Regions from separate parts of the Homo sapiens genome. Here region 1 is linked to region 2. The links are chromatin loops, found by intact Hi-C in ENCODE. Cell type or tissue: dorsolateral prefrontal cortex. All regions are shown on one strand. Links, peaks and the distances in the headings refer to the core of each region. The heading gives the core; the rest is flanking DNA. Region 1 overlaps FBXO38-DT (FBXO38 divergent transcript). Region 2 overlaps FBXO38-DT (FBXO38 divergent transcript).

The links. Hi-C counts contacts between places; a loop is a spot of excess contacts. Peaks named below come from ENCODE experiments on the same cell type or tissue, not always from the same donor. Only the 100,000 strongest peaks of a DNase experiment are listed, where the experiment ranks them.
Region 1: it touches region 2 in a loop (2.6-fold over the local background); 28 of 110 quality-filtered maps call a loop at or near these places.

What each region holds. Positions count from the first base shown.
Region 1 is chr5:148,373,885-148,376,709 of GRCh38, reverse strand. All of the region lies in intron 2 of FBXO38-DT (FBXO38 divergent transcript), which reads left to right. Among named protein-coding and RNA genes, the nearest start is that of FBXO38-DT, 8.6 kb to the left of the region's middle. In dorsolateral prefrontal cortex, for the core only: a CTCF peak has its summit at 1,760 (motif pointing right); no DNase peak of the experiment used is centred there.
Region 2 is chr5:148,289,172-148,291,996 of GRCh38, reverse strand. It overlaps FBXO38-DT (FBXO38 divergent transcript), which reads left to right. Exons shown (of 5, transcript NR_105057.1): 4 at 1,002-1,745. Among named protein-coding and RNA genes, the nearest start is that of SPINK13, 22 kb to the right of the region's middle. In dorsolateral prefrontal cortex, for the core only: a CTCF peak has its summit at 1,207; no DNase peak of the experiment used is centred there; H3K4me3 peaks cover 470 bases; H3K27ac peaks cover 1,015 bases.

The sequences.
Region 1 (2,825 bases), core at 270-2,769, 85 kb before region 2:
AGGCTCATCTATCTAATTCCTTAACATGCTATAGTTTTTGAAAATAGGACATTTTATGTATTAATTATTCATTTACTGTTTCTTAGTGCCAGATAATAATAATAGATATGATTTAATCCTCATTTCTTTGCTTAAATTTGACCTTTTGGCATAGACATTGTAAGAAAACCTTCTATTTCTCTTATCTGGGGACCGCAGTTGCATACTGATTGCGGGGAATGTTTGACTGGGCTCCAGGATTCTCTTCTTCCCATTCCCAACCCCACCCCCGCCTTTTTTTTTCTAATCATGAGCTGTAAGGACATGAGACTGGAGTGGCTGCAGCCATTTTTCTTATCTGGTAGATAGAGTTTGTATGGGAGATGATGAAACCAGCATTTAATAAAATCCAGAGACAAGCAGAGGGCAGAGATGGAGACTGAGACTTCTGACAATACCTGAGTCCATGGATAAAGCTGTGCCTGAATTACGACCCACCCTGAATCCTCCTAATTGCATGAGCCTACACATTTCTTGCTTGACCTAAGCTGTTTCATTTAGATTTTCATCTCTCTTAACTGAAAGTATCCTGACATATTTCATAGGCCGTGTTAGCCATTGTCCTCCTCCAGTACTCCAAACCTTCAGAAAACATTTGTTACCCTAAATAGCCTTTAAAGTGCTTGAGGAATGAAGGAAGATAGCGGGTGTGCAGTGGCTGTGGAGTCATCTGCACCAAAGTGGTGGGGAGTGAGGCAGCAGCATCCAAAGATGAAATGAGGTGCCGATGGAGAACTTTGCAAAATTAGAGATACAGAGCAAGTAGTTACCATAAGGACATAGAGGTCCTGGGATCCTCTGCAATCGGGAGGACACCAGACTTCCTGTGATTTGTGGAATGGAAGGTCAAGTCATGTCATTTGGATATGAAAGTGTGGGCATCAGAAGGCTAAGATCTCTAGGTGACATTTTCATGCTTTCTACCAAGATAAAAAGTTTCTGATCCTGGCAGTATCAAGTCTTATTATAGCAAAAACAGGCAAAACAGTTTACTGCAATAAGGACAGCAGTATAGCAAGGGATTGAGCTTGGGCCAGGCCTGAGAACAATCTTAGACTCAAAGATAGCATATAGAAAGTATAGTGTTGAAGCATCTGTTGTTTGCTTGACCTGCGTTTATTTCTCCTCTGGCAGTAGTTCTTCAATATTCCTTTGGGGAACAATTCTTTATCATCTTCTAGTTCATACAGTAAGGCCAACTTACCTCTGGCTCCTGTAGGACCTTATAATTTGGTCCATTTCAATGAGAATTAAGCATGCTTGTAGCTATGACTGGTTCAAGAATAAGCCTTTTATTCCAACTAGTGTAATAAGACTCAAACCTTTTGTTAGAAGACTTCTTGGAAAAGGAAAGCTCTCTTCCACTGACGACATCGTAACTCTAAGCTGCCAGGGTCTACCACTGCAGATAGAGGTGGTGTGGGGTGGGGAAAGCCTGCCTATGAATAAAAACCACACTGGAGAAAGAATGGATGGATCCAAGAGCTGGAGAAAGAAATTTCCAGCAGAAGTTTTGGAGACCCTGAATCCAGCTGTTACTAAATTCAGATTCACCTGGAGTTGTCAGGCAGAAGAGCCATAAAATCTCCCGTTCCCCTCTTCCCCCTATCCCCTGCTTTTTTTTTCTTGTGAAATCTGGGGAGCCTGATCATTACTGGAGGTGGTTGGTAGTAGACAGAGGATGTTACTCTTCCAAAGTTCAATGTACTGCATGTGGTTTGCCCACTAGAGGGTGTAGCTCACTGTGCATTAGGAGCAAGGAATGTTCAGAGAGGTAATGCTGGGAGGCATTTACTGTCAGAGATCTGTTGAAATGTTGCAAGGTCTCAGCCACAGGGCTCACATCCCTGAAAGGGGCCCTGTCTCAGAAGGACTTGAAGAGTGGTCACATGACCAAGGCCTGACTACAGGCATAGCAAATAGAGCAGGATGAAGGACTTCATCTTAACCATGAAGCTATTTTTGTCTTAAAAAGAAAAAGTCATAAGAAAGAATGAGATCTTGACATTTGTAACAACATGGATGGAACTCAAGGTCATTATGTTAGGTGGAATACACGAGGCACGGAAAGACAAATTATGCACGTTCTCACTCATTTGTGGTAGCTAACATTTAAAACAATTGAACTCATGGAGATAGAGAGTAGAATAATGTTTACCAGAGGTTGGGAAGAGTATTGGGGGCAGGGAAGAGGGGATGGTTAATGGGTACAAAAATATAATTAGATAGCATGAGTAAGCTCTAGTATTGATAGCACAGCAGAGTGACTACAGTCAACAATAATTTATTGTACATCTAAAAATAACTACATAATTGGGTTGTTTGTAACACAAAGAAAGGATAAATGCTTGAGGTGATGGATATCCCATTTACCCTGATGTTATTATTATGCATTGTATGCCTGTATCAAAATGTCTAATGTACCTCATAAATATATATACTCACTCACTACGTACCCACAAAAAATAGCACATTTTTTAAAAGGTTATGTGCAGGAATCGCAAATATATATACTCACTCACTATGTACCCACAAAAAATAGCACATTTTTTAAAAGGTTATGTGCAGGAATCGCAAATAGGTTTTATGTTCCATATCAAATCTGATGACAAGGCATGCCTGGATTACTATGTTGATAAACATTTTGAGGCCACATACAGCTCAGTGGCATGTACTATTTGATTACTGATATCTAATGTGGGCGTGGGGAGAAGCAGGATGGTTGGATGTGATAGACATGTGACATCTATGGTGAGATGTTTCTCAATAGGAGCACTATCAGGATC
Region 2 (2,825 bases), core at 119-2,618:
ATAAACTATGTTCTGCACTTTTATCTAGAGGAGTCAGGCTCTTGCTCAATGTCCTTAAATTGTTGAAACTACTATTAATTCATTATTACATCTAGGCAGAATACTTTCTTAAAGAAGAGACTAATATTTTTAAGAAGATATGCATCTGTACTTTTTTGAAAATCTCTTATAATCACCGCTCCCTGTCCTCTTTTTTTCTGGTTCCATTTGGGTTTGACAACACAAGGTTGTGGTTAGAAGCAGGATAATTTGGGTTTGAATCTCAGTCCTTCTTCATGAACTACAAGATTACATAGTTTACTTACCTTGTGTGAGTTTAGTTCCCTCATTTGTAGTATGGGGGTGATAATGGTATTAGGCTTATAAGACTGTGGAGAGGATCAATTGAAACAAGGCACATAAAACATGCTATGGCACTTGGCATGGTACATGTGTTCCCTGAACCTGGGCTAATTATTGTTACAGCTCTATCTCTGCCCATGTGCTGTGCCTTAGTGTCACACTGCCCGTTCCTGTAATGGAACACTTGTGTTCTCATCTGGAACCTCGCATGATTATTTCCATTATCAGCTCACACCCAGAGCCCCCTCTAAATGTCCTTGCTTTTACGTTTGTGTTCATGTTTGTCTTTCAACCAGCACAGGATTTTCACACAATAGTGAAGACATTTATAAATCAGGGATTTCTAGACTTTGCATGTTTGTTTTCCTACTACAATAGAATAATTGTGAGCTCTATATTTTGAAGAGAGAAAAAGAAAGGATACAATTTTCTTTGATATTTTTCTTTGTGTTCTGTGGTAATACAGGATTGTTCCTCTCCATCTCTCTTTGGAGAAGATTTCATTTTTGTTTTTGTTATTTTGTGTAAAGCAGAGACATAGACTAAATAATGAAATAGTGTTAGGCTATAATAGACAGCCAATATTAACACAAATGTCTGTATTTTAGAAGCTGCTTTACTTTTTGAAACTGGAAAAACCTGAAACTCTTTCTTTCCAGCTCCAGAGAGAGCCATCCTGATGGAACCTACTGACCAGGGGGACACAAAAGAAAAGAGGGAGGAGATGAAAGAAGGTGAGGGTCTCTATTGCCAGCAGAACTGGACTGTGTGTTTAACTGGAAAGCTGATGGAGAATGTAGTTAGGCACAGCTCTCTGGACCCTTCTAGTGAAATAAAGAACTAGTTAAATAAGGCAAGACAGAAGAATGAGGCTGCCATCTAGATGTAGTAACAGGTAATGTTCCAGGGCACAAGGGAGCCAAAGGAAGAGAGTTTCTTCACTTTTTATTCTCTGCAGTCTTCATACATAATAATGATCTCATTCCTCTATATTAGTCAAGATCTTCCCATTATAAGTGACGAATTATAACCAGATTAAACCAAAAAGTAAAATAATTTATTGACTGATTGATATGGTTTGGATTTGTGTCCCCGCCCAAATCTCATGTAGAATTGTAATCCCCAGTGCCAGTTGGAGGTGGGTCCTGGTGGGAGGTGATGGGATCATGTGGGTGGTTTCTCATGGTGTAACGCAATCCACCTTGGTGCTGTCGTCACGATGGTGAGTCCTCATGAGATCTGGTTGTTTCAAGGTGTGTGGCACCTCACCTCTCTCTCTCTCTTCTCCTGCTCCCACCACGTGAGGCACCTCTCTCCCCCTTTGCCTTTTGCCATGATTGGAAACTTCCTGAGGCCTCCCCAGAAGCAGAAGCCCCTATGCTTCCTGCACAGCCTGCAGAACCGTGAGCCAATTAAACTTCTTTTCTTTATAAATTATGCAGTCTCAGGTATTTTTTTTATAGCAGTGAAAGAACGGAGTAATACAATGATATAATTGGAATAGGATGAGATGGAGTGAGCATTAGGTATGCTGGAACTAGGGGATCAAATGATATCAACTCACTCTCTTCTGCTCAAAAACATACGTAATCCCCAAAAATGCTTGGCTCTTCTTCTTCCTTTTATTAACATGTGGCCACTATTCTATCCTAATGAATATGGGCTTTACCCAGGAAATGAGTTAAAAGGCCACAGCTATGTGTATATGTGTATGTGTGTTGGGGGAGGGGGGAGGGGTTGGAGGTCTTAGTTTACCTTTTCTGCTCCAATACCTATCCACTGATGACTTCTAAACTTTTTGTCAGCACCATCCTAATTCTGATTCCCAGATCTAGATATTTAGAGGGCAATTTGGCCTAGATGTCTAATAAGTCATTCAACTACAAAGCAGTCAAAATAGAAGTTGCTATTCTTCTTATGTTTTATCCTTAGTTATTTGTGTTTCTCTTCCATGTTGATGATGATACTATCTTTAAATTCCCCTTGGATCTTCATCAGAGATCAGAATTTATAAGTTGATTGATACATATTCATTAAATATATGTTGAACATGCAAAGTGGAGATGCATCATGTGTAACATAATTTTGTTGTGAGGATTAAATGAAATAACATGAAAAACATTCAGTAAAATGCTTGACATGCATAATTTCACAACCAATGAATGAAGAGGATACAAAAGATATTTTTAAACTTGTGTCTTTTATCCTATAGTTTCTTAAGTGAATTCATAACAAGGAAGAATATGATATTTTTAACACCCAGGGAAAGTCACCTTACCACCAAAACATCCTTTAGTACACTTCAGGTTGTGCCTTGAAGTGTTTGTTTGCATTTGTTAATATAAATGAGAGAAGAGAAGAAAACTTCTCCCACCTCAGGTAAGCCCGTAAATGCAGCTGTCTCTACTGCATCTCAGGGCATTGTTAGATACATATTTTACTTTAGCCTGGAATCCATTTGAAATGAGTTGAGTGTATGAAAA